Linked DNA regions of Homo sapiens: region 1 is linked to region 2. A link is an interaction called in ENCODE POLR2A ChIA-PET data of the cell type or tissue named here. Cell type or tissue: B cell. All regions are shown on one strand. Each heading gives the region's core, and the rest is flanking DNA. Links, peaks and the distances in the headings are about the cores only.

Region 1 (4,393 bases), core at 134-4,133, 370 kb after region 2:
ACCAGCTATAAAGTAAAATTAAAGGAAATAGAAACTCTTGTTGACACAGTCACAACTATCCCAGTTATCTGATTTAAAAGAAAACAGAAAGTTATCCTAAGAAAAAAGTGAAGATTTATGTATGATGATGTTCATCAAAATGATGAGTGACAGCAAAATGGTAAACATAGTTAAAACGTCTTACAGTAGGGGCCGGTTAAATAAATTATCAAGGAATAACATGGAGCATGAAGAAGCAGAGTTTCAAAGAATATTAAATGATGTGGGGAAATGCTAACAATATAAAGCTGAGCATGAAGAAACAGGATATAAAACTGTATAGAGGGTGTGATTCCTATTTAGCAAAATATGTCTGTTGTATGTAAAGGTAAGAAAGAAATAAACCGAAATGTTAATAGTGGATTGGCAGACAGCTGGTTGGTTAATTTATTTTTTCTCTTTTGTTCTTCTATAGTCTCCAAATGTCCTATGAGAAAAAATGTATTATCGAATATGTGGGGGATGTGACTGCCAAGCCCACAGGTGCTGTGCCCTTGCTTAACTCAGGAAGTGAGCCAGGGTCGGAGCGGGGGCCCACAGCCCGCCCTCTGCTGGGTTGGCTCCTCTGGGTTTTCAGGAAGTTGCCATACAAAATGCTGGCCACTAACTTCTCTTTTGAGACAAGGCACTGAGGCACCAGATGGGCCAGGAATGTGGCCGGCTGAGGAAGAAACCAATGGGCTTGGCACAGAGCAGCGAGGGTGGCCGGTGCTCACGGAGCCTGAGACATACTACAGACTGCGTCTCCGCCAGGCCTCGGGGAAACCCGTGACATGAAAAGGAGTTGATCCCACTCTCAGAGGATACCATTTTCTGTTCCATTTTTGCACCACTGGCCTGGAATCTTCCCCATCTCTAGGGAAATCACTTCCAAAAGGGGAATCGGGAGCCAGCTAAATAGGAACACACCATCCCTCCCATCTGCCTTCCTTTCCCATGGCCAGCCTGCGATCTTGGTGCTTCTTGAAGGGACCCCTCAGGGCCTCCCTACTCCAGGCCTACCTCCTCACTGCCTCTAGAGAACTTTCTGAAGCCCCCACCTATTGTGGCCCATTCGCTTCAGCTGTCAGCCACTGTTTCCGGGAAAGAAGACAAGCATTTCAGACTGGCACCCGGGCCCATCTCCACATCATTCCCCACAACAAACCCTACACTCCAGGTATCAAACCTCCTACGACAGTGGAGGTCAGAAAAGAATCATATAGAGTCAAAACCATCCTTGAAGAATTCCTGAACCAGCCCACAAAGTACAACTCCTCCCCCCAGCTTTGTGTAGACAACCCAAAAGGGTAATTCTTATGCACCAGCGATTCTTTATAAAACTAAAGTTTAATAACTAGACTGCAGGAACAAGCACAGATAAGATCTATATGCAGAAAGGCTGGAAGTCCAGCTTGCTGGGCCTTGAGGTAACTACCAAAACCCAGGGGCATCAGAGCTGGGTGATGAATTCCTACAGGACCTACTCCTTCTGTGTTACAGAGTAAGCCTCTAAGGCCTATAAGATTTCTTTGTCGTAGGGAAGATTCGAAGAGTCAGTTTTTAACTGTGAAGAGAAGTTGCAGCTTCCCCCAAACATCAGCTCTTTCACTCCTTTGCAAAGAACATTCCACACCTTTGCAAAGGCCTGGACCGTTCTTTTCCTGCCTTTATCTTCCTTTCACCAAGAGTCTCCTCATTTAAAAAGCCAACTCAAAGCTCCTCTGAAGATACACCTTTCTCCTAGCTCTGTGATCGTACAGCACGTATGTACCTGAACTTTAATTACTGATCTGCGTACACATCTACTTCTCCTCCTAAGCCACAGACTCTCAAGCATAGCCCCAGTGTGGCTCCCCAGTGCCTAGCACAGAGCAGGGCACACAGCAGACCTTAGTTGGTGGTGCATGAATGAGGTAGTGGATTGCAAACTGCAGATAAAAGCTACAAGAGGATGCGGTGTTCTCTGGGACTCACCTGTCTTTTGTCCTTGGCAAAGGTGAGTCTTCCTTGGCCAGGTAAGTCCAACCAGGACTGTGCCCTGAACCGTCTGCCCTACCTGGGCCATGTGGCCATGTGTGACTCAGCAAGGAGATGGGGTTGACAGAGTCACGTCTAAAATACTTTGGAAAAGCAAAGCACTGCTATTGTGTATCAACACCAGCCAGGTGACCACTTGCTCAGTCTGCAGGCAGATAATATTGTAATTGTTTCTATCTTTATCGCTTTGAGAAGTACAATACGAGAAAAGTAAAAACAATCAAGGCTATGTTTAGCCCTGTGTTTTCCCCATTCGCTCAGGGAACAGAAAGCGATTTGTTGGGTCAGATCACCAGACAAAAGAAACAGGAATAGAAGCTAATTTTTCATGGCAAACTGCCCCAAGCGCTAGGCCCTGACGTCACACCATACAAAGGGCCTCGGTAGGCCTCCGAGAAGAGGATACAGGGTGCCCCCGCCCCCTCCATTCAATATCACTTCTGCACAAACAACTATAACTCTTTCAAGTCACAATTGTCATGGATGTAGGAGTCTACTGAGCAACAGTCACTTGGTGTAGTGGAAAGGGCAAGGACCTGGGTTCAAACCTCAGCTCTGTAAGTTACTCAGTTCCTCGTAGCTATTATGAGAATTAAATAGGCATCTCATACAGGGCATAGAGTAGGCTCTCAAAAACAGCAGTCATCATAAGGATAATTAACGGTACTGGAAAACGCTCTCCTAGCTGAGGCTTGACTCAGCCAGAGCTGCAACAGGGTGCCAGCCTCTGTGGAATCCGGCTGGAATGGAAACCTGGCTTCTCTGACTAGGATTTCTCAAAGTGTGACTTCTGGGCCACCTACAGGAGCATCCTTTGGGGGTGTTTGTTAAAATGCAGGTTTCTAGACCCCGTCTCTGACTTGGTAAATCAGAGTCTCTCTGGGTAGGCATTTGCATCTTAATAAGCTCCCCAGGTTATTTCAATGCAAAAATGTTGAGAAATGCTGTTCTGGAAAGCAGATGACATGGAGAACTGAGTTCTCAAACATCTGTCCGAATGGCGGCCCATCCAGACCATCCAGCACCACTGCCCAGAAGCTTCAGGAGGGTTGACAATTCTGGTCTCTACAAATTTGAATTCATAACAACACTGAAAGTTGGTGTTTATGTTTTGGTTTGGGCTAATTCCAGGAAGAAGTATGGAGAAGGATCACTTCACCCATCAGAGGTTTCACAGGACAGGATGGGGACCCTCAGGGCTTCCTTCTCAAGCTACACAACATGCTCTTGATGGACAGCCACTAGCAAAGGCCTTAGAAGCTAACTCACTCCTATGAACAAGATGAGTGTGAAGCCTCCCACTTTCTCCCTGAGAACACGCAAGGGCCCATCAGCTGTGTCCTAAAGATACGCAGAAGGGCCCCCCATCCATCTGCAGCCTGACACCAAGCCCCTGGCAGACCTGAGCAGAGCGCGATGGCCCACAGCCTGAGAGCATGGCACCAGCCCATTCAGTTCTATGCTGCGCCTGTTGCTTTAGCCTTTAGGGCATGTAAAGCTTCTCCACGTCCCCACTGAGCATTATCTTCACAAGTCTGAAATGATACACACGAGAGCGTGTGCATTTGTGTGTAGCGTAAACACACAAGAGCCTTTGCCTGCAGATGGGAGGGTGAACACACAAGCATCCCTGGGCCCAGTTCTCTCACAGTCTTGGACAGACTAGGTAAGCAAGGTCTCTTCCAAAGCTGAGGTTTGATGACTGAGCTTGCAGTTTCTGACTTTTGACTATGCCACAAAGAACAGGAGAATGAGTTGCCTACATATGCAGAGACAAGGACTCAAATTCCCAAATTCGCACTCACAAGGCTCTGGTCCTGCCACCGTTTGACTAAGAAGGGCAGAAGACTGCTGTGTGCACAGATCCTAGAGCTTGAAGCAAGAAAAACACTCAGAGGAATACGAATGGCATTTGACCTCAAATGTTCTTATTTCCATTCCTACCCTTAAATTTGAAGGAAAATTCCCAGGGCTCCAGATTCTTGGGGGACTATAAACCTTCATATTTTCAAAAGATAGAGGAGCTTTATAGCCCTAGAGAGCTCTGTGCTATGTTTTCGATGGTGCCTTATGGTCACATAAGTACAGAATGTGGTTTCCAGAAAAGGTTAAGCACCTCAAGTACAGACCAAGATACGAAATGCCCCGATTAGCAAGCCTGCTGTCAGATCACAACCAGCTGACTCATTCTTACATTTCACACCTATCTACTTGTGCTGACAATGAGTATCTCTCCCCTGCCCTGTAGGTTGGGTTGTGCTAACTTGGCCTCAGGGCCACAAAGATTCTATGCTTGGTTTGGGGAGAAGCTCACCAACCCATCAATGGGAAAATC
Region 2 (4,393 bases), core at 251-4,250:
ATATTTTGGTTGTTTTCATTGTAAGAAACCCACTGGGAAAGAGCCTGCTTTCTAAGAAGCTGGCATCCTGATAATTTAGTGCCCCTTCCTGGGCCCCTCAGAATCCTGCTATTGAGAGCAGCTTTGGAAGACACAGAAGGTTTAAGTTCTGAGATAGCTCCATAACCCCCACCAGAGAGGGAGGCTTTCTACAATACTCCATTCTTACCCCACAGACTAGGACATGAAGATCTGATATGATTTGGCTGTGTCCCCACCCAAATCTCATCTGGAATCATAGTTTCCATAATCCCCACGTGTTTTGGGAGGGAGCAGGTGGAGATAATTGAATCATGGGGGCAGTTTCCCCCACCCTGTTCTCATGATAGTGAGTTAGTTCTCACAAGACCTGATGGTTTTCAGGGGCTTCCGCCTTCACTTGGCTCTCATTCTGTCTCCTGCCGCCATGTGAAGAAGGATGTGTTTGCCCCCCCTTCTGCCATGATTGTAAGTTTCCTGAAGCCTCCCCAGACATGCTGAATTGTGAGTCAGTTAAACCTCTTTCCTTTATAAATGAGCCAGGCTCACGTGTGTCTTTATTAGCAGCATGAGAACAAACAAATACAGAATCCCAATGAAAATGCAGCAATATCAGAAACATGCACACATTCAAGACCTTAATATCTGCCTCTGAGCAATTTCCTGGTGTATTTTCTTTTACAACAGGGTCATGCCAAACATGCTACTTCCTATTAAAATGTTATTCTTTATTTGATTTCAAAATTATTCTTCACATCTCACCTTCTTCTTTAAGCCATTTTCTCCCTCCAATAAAATCCTGGCACCCAAAGCAGCTCTCAGAACTAAATTAATTATAAAAGCATATTAATGTCATCTGTAGAGCAATGAAATTAATTTATTCAATACATCTAAGAGGAAGTCATCAATTATGACCAGAGATTGTAGCATTTTATGTTACAGCATTTAAAATTCTTACAAATTTTAATATTTCCTCCAGCAAGAATTGCCATAAATATCATCTGCTGTGCAGTCTTGATTTATGAATTAAGTGTAACTTTTAGTCCACTGGTGTTCAAATACTAAACATTTTACTCTTATCTAATGTCTGTTCTTAGATATTTGTACCTGTATGAAAAATAGGGATCTCCATTCCCTTAAGGGTGACCTCTGCCCTCAGAGTACAGAAATATGCAATAGCATCTGTGTGGAGACATATACACGTTTTTAGGAAGTGCTTTCCAGCTTAAGATGCATGATAAGCTCAATACAGGGAAACCCATCCACACCCTCATGTCAGATCTGAATATACCACAGGGCCCCAAATGATTCATTCTCAGAATGAAGAAGGCAGCCAAAGGAAACACACTTTGGTCTTCACTTGTGCCTCTCAAAGGCCATTAGAGGACATGCAATTCATTACCCACCGCGCTTCTTACTACTCCTCTTCCCACCCAATTCCTCCTCTAAGTTACCTGCAAGACCCACAACTAACCAGAAGTTCTCTCTCAGCTCTTCTCCAAAACTCTCCCCTAGAGAAGATATTTGACGTATATCTGACAAATAACTTGTATCCAGACCATATAAGAAATGCCTACAAAGCAATTTCTTAAAAGGCAGACATTCCTAGAAAACCATGAGCCGACTGGGCACAGTGGTCTACAATCCCAGCTACTAGGCAGGCTGAAAAGGAGGATCACTTGAGCCCAGGAGTTTGAGTCCAGCTTGGGCAATGTAGCAAGACCTGGTCACAAGAAAATAATAACAACAGCAAGCAAACAACGGGCACCATGCTGGAACAGGCCCTTCCTGAGAGAGGAGACCCAAAGGGCCACTAAGCATGGGACAAGGTACTCAACTCCACAAATCATCAGTGATAAACAGCAATGAAGTTAAAACAGAACACCCCAGCAGAACAGCTAAAATGAAAAAGATAGAAAAATGCCAAGATCCACAAGGATGTAGAGCAACTGGACCTTTCACAGGCTGCCGGTGGAGTATAAATTGGTCCCATTTAGAACAGCGTCTGGCAGGATATACTGAGCTGAACATATGTGTTCCTGATGACCCAGAAACTTCACTCCTAGGTAAATGCCCAAAAGAAATGAGTCCATATGCTCACCATAAGATATGTACTAGAATATTCATAACAGCTTTATTAAAAATAGCCCCAAACTGAAAACTACGAAACGTCCATCAACAGGAGAATGGAATACAATTGCCAGATAAAATACAGGATGCCCCATTAAATTTGAATTTCAGAAAGCCAACAATAATTTTTGTAGTATAAGCAGGTCCCATACAGCAATATTACCCAAAATGAGCAACTGCTGGGCACAACACGGATGATTCTCACAGACATAAGGATGAGCAGAAGAAGCCAGACACAAAATTACACAAATCGGGTGGTGCCATGTATGTGATCTTCCAAATACAGGCAAAACTCATCCACGCTGTCAGAAGTCAAGCGAATGGGCGGGATGGGTAGTTACTGGAAAGAGACGTAAGGGGCATTTTGGGAGCCTGGAATATTCTGTCTCTTGATCCGGGGGCTGGTCACACTTTGTAAAAATTTGTCAAGCTGTATGCTTAGGACACATGAGCTTTTACAATTGTGGAACATACTCACCCTGGGAAGTATTCTTTGTGTATCTGAAGTTCAGATTTCATGGAGCGTCCTGTAGTTTGTGTGACACCCATCCTCCATTCTCCTGCTAGTGGGTATTTTGTCCATCAACACGTACCACAAGTGTATTTTATATGTGAATAAAAATACAAAAACCTCTCACAGAACCCTGCTCCCAGAATGGGTCCTTCCACAGGAGGATAATGCCAGTGGGCAAAGGGAGAATTTTGAGTGGGCTGGGAGGAGGGTCAGAGGTGGAAACAGGGCTGCAAATACTCACGTAATAATCCTTTTTGTAGCACAGAAAACAAATGTCTTTTGAAGTGCAGAGATCTGACCCCCATCTCCATCCTCTCAGGATTTCAGTTGTCTGCCGGCTAGGCACCTTCAAACTTGATCTGTGTTTGTAGCAGAGAGGGCAGTGGTCACACATTTTTATATATATGTGTGTGTGTATATATACACATACATGTATAATATATATACATATATAATATATATTATATATTTATTTTATATATTTTTTTCTATATATATGTGTGTGTATGTGTGTATCTATATGTGTGTGTGTGTGTGTGTGTGTGTGTGTGTGTGTATACATATGCTTGGGCAGGAGGCAGTCTGAGCATCAGCCACTCCCAGAACTGACAGGGACCCCCGACAGAGCAAGGAGAGACACTGAGAAGTGCAGATGCTTCTTGGACATATATAGAGAGAGAGAGAGACAGACAGACAGACAGACAGAGTCTTGCTCTGTTGCCCAGGTTGGAGTGCAGCAGCGTGATCTCATGTCACTGTAACCTCCGCCTCCTGGGCTCAAGCGATTCTCCTGCCTCAGCCTCCTGAATAGCTGGGATTACAGGTGCGTGCCACCATGCCTGGCTAATTTTTGTATTTTTAGTAGTGACAGGGTGACACCCTGTCACCATGTTGGCCAGGCTGGTCTCGAACTCCTGACCTCAGGTAATCTGCCCGCCTTGGCCTCCCAAGGTGCTGGGAGATTACAGGAGTGAGCCACCGCACCCCACCTGTCCACACATTTTCACTTCCGTCACTTCGGGATTAGGGAACGCAACCTAATCCTGTTTTTAGCACGGAGACGCTGCATGGCCTTGGAAGCCTACATTGAGCCGCTGCTTCCACCTCTCGCACGGCCTCCAAACCCCACCTGGGCTCGAAGTCAGGGCTCTGCCCGCCTCCCATTCTCTGGGCCATGCCCACATGGCCACGTTTTACAGGTGCCTTCATGGGGCAGGAGGCAGCCTAGGCATCAGCCACTCCCAGAACTGACAGGGACCCCCGACAGAGCAAGGAGAGACACTGAGAAGCGCAGATGCTTCTTGGACAGTGGATGGCTAAAGTGCAGACAGAGCAGGAAGCTGAAAGGGAGGAGCTGGAAGTCCAGTGAGCCAGCAAACAAGTACGAAAAGGCACTCTGTAAAAGGCAGTAGAGGGCCCTGGTTAAAGCACAGGCTTTAGAGCCAGACTCAGTTCCAACATCCACTCACTATGCTGCCTTGCGCCCATGACCAACTAGTTGAGCCTCAGTTTTCTCATCTGCAAACTGGGGATAATAATAGTACCGACACTGGATTATTGTGGGGACCAGGTGAGACAGTGTGTGGCGGATTCTATTTTCCAAAGGTGACCACAGTGCACTTTTCCCACACATGCTCATTGGGAACCTCACCACTCTCCCACCAAGTGGAATCTAATTCCCTTCCCTTGAATCTCTGGGGAGCAGAGGGCTTGTCCCTGGCCTGGGATGGA

What was found. Peaks named below come from ENCODE experiments on the same cell type or tissue, not always from the same donor. Only the 100,000 strongest peaks of a DNase experiment are listed, where the experiment ranks them.
Region 1: POLR2A ChIA-PET joins it to region 2 with 5 read pairs; 2 of 35 experiments call an interaction of 5 or more read pairs at or near these places.

The regions. Positions count from the first base shown.
Region 1 is chr10:124,684,812-124,689,204 of GRCh38, forward strand. The region is part of intron 3 of FAM53B (family with sequence similarity 53 member B); the gene reads right to left. Among named protein-coding and RNA genes, the nearest start is that of FAM53B-AS1, 17 kb to the right of the region's middle. RefSeq lists enhancers at 494-1,465, 2,310-2,389, 2,963-3,464, 4,092-4,171. In B cell, for the core only: a CTCF peak has its summit at 603 (motif pointing left); DNase peaks (open chromatin) are centred at 590 and 2,430; H3K4me3 peaks cover 337 bases; H3K27ac peaks cover 4,000 bases.
Region 2 is chr10:124,314,481-124,318,873 of GRCh38, forward strand. No RefSeq gene overlaps it. Among named protein-coding and RNA genes, the nearest start is that of OAT, 100 kb to the right of the region's middle. In B cell, for the core only: no CTCF peak of the experiment used is centred there; no DNase peak of the experiment used is centred there.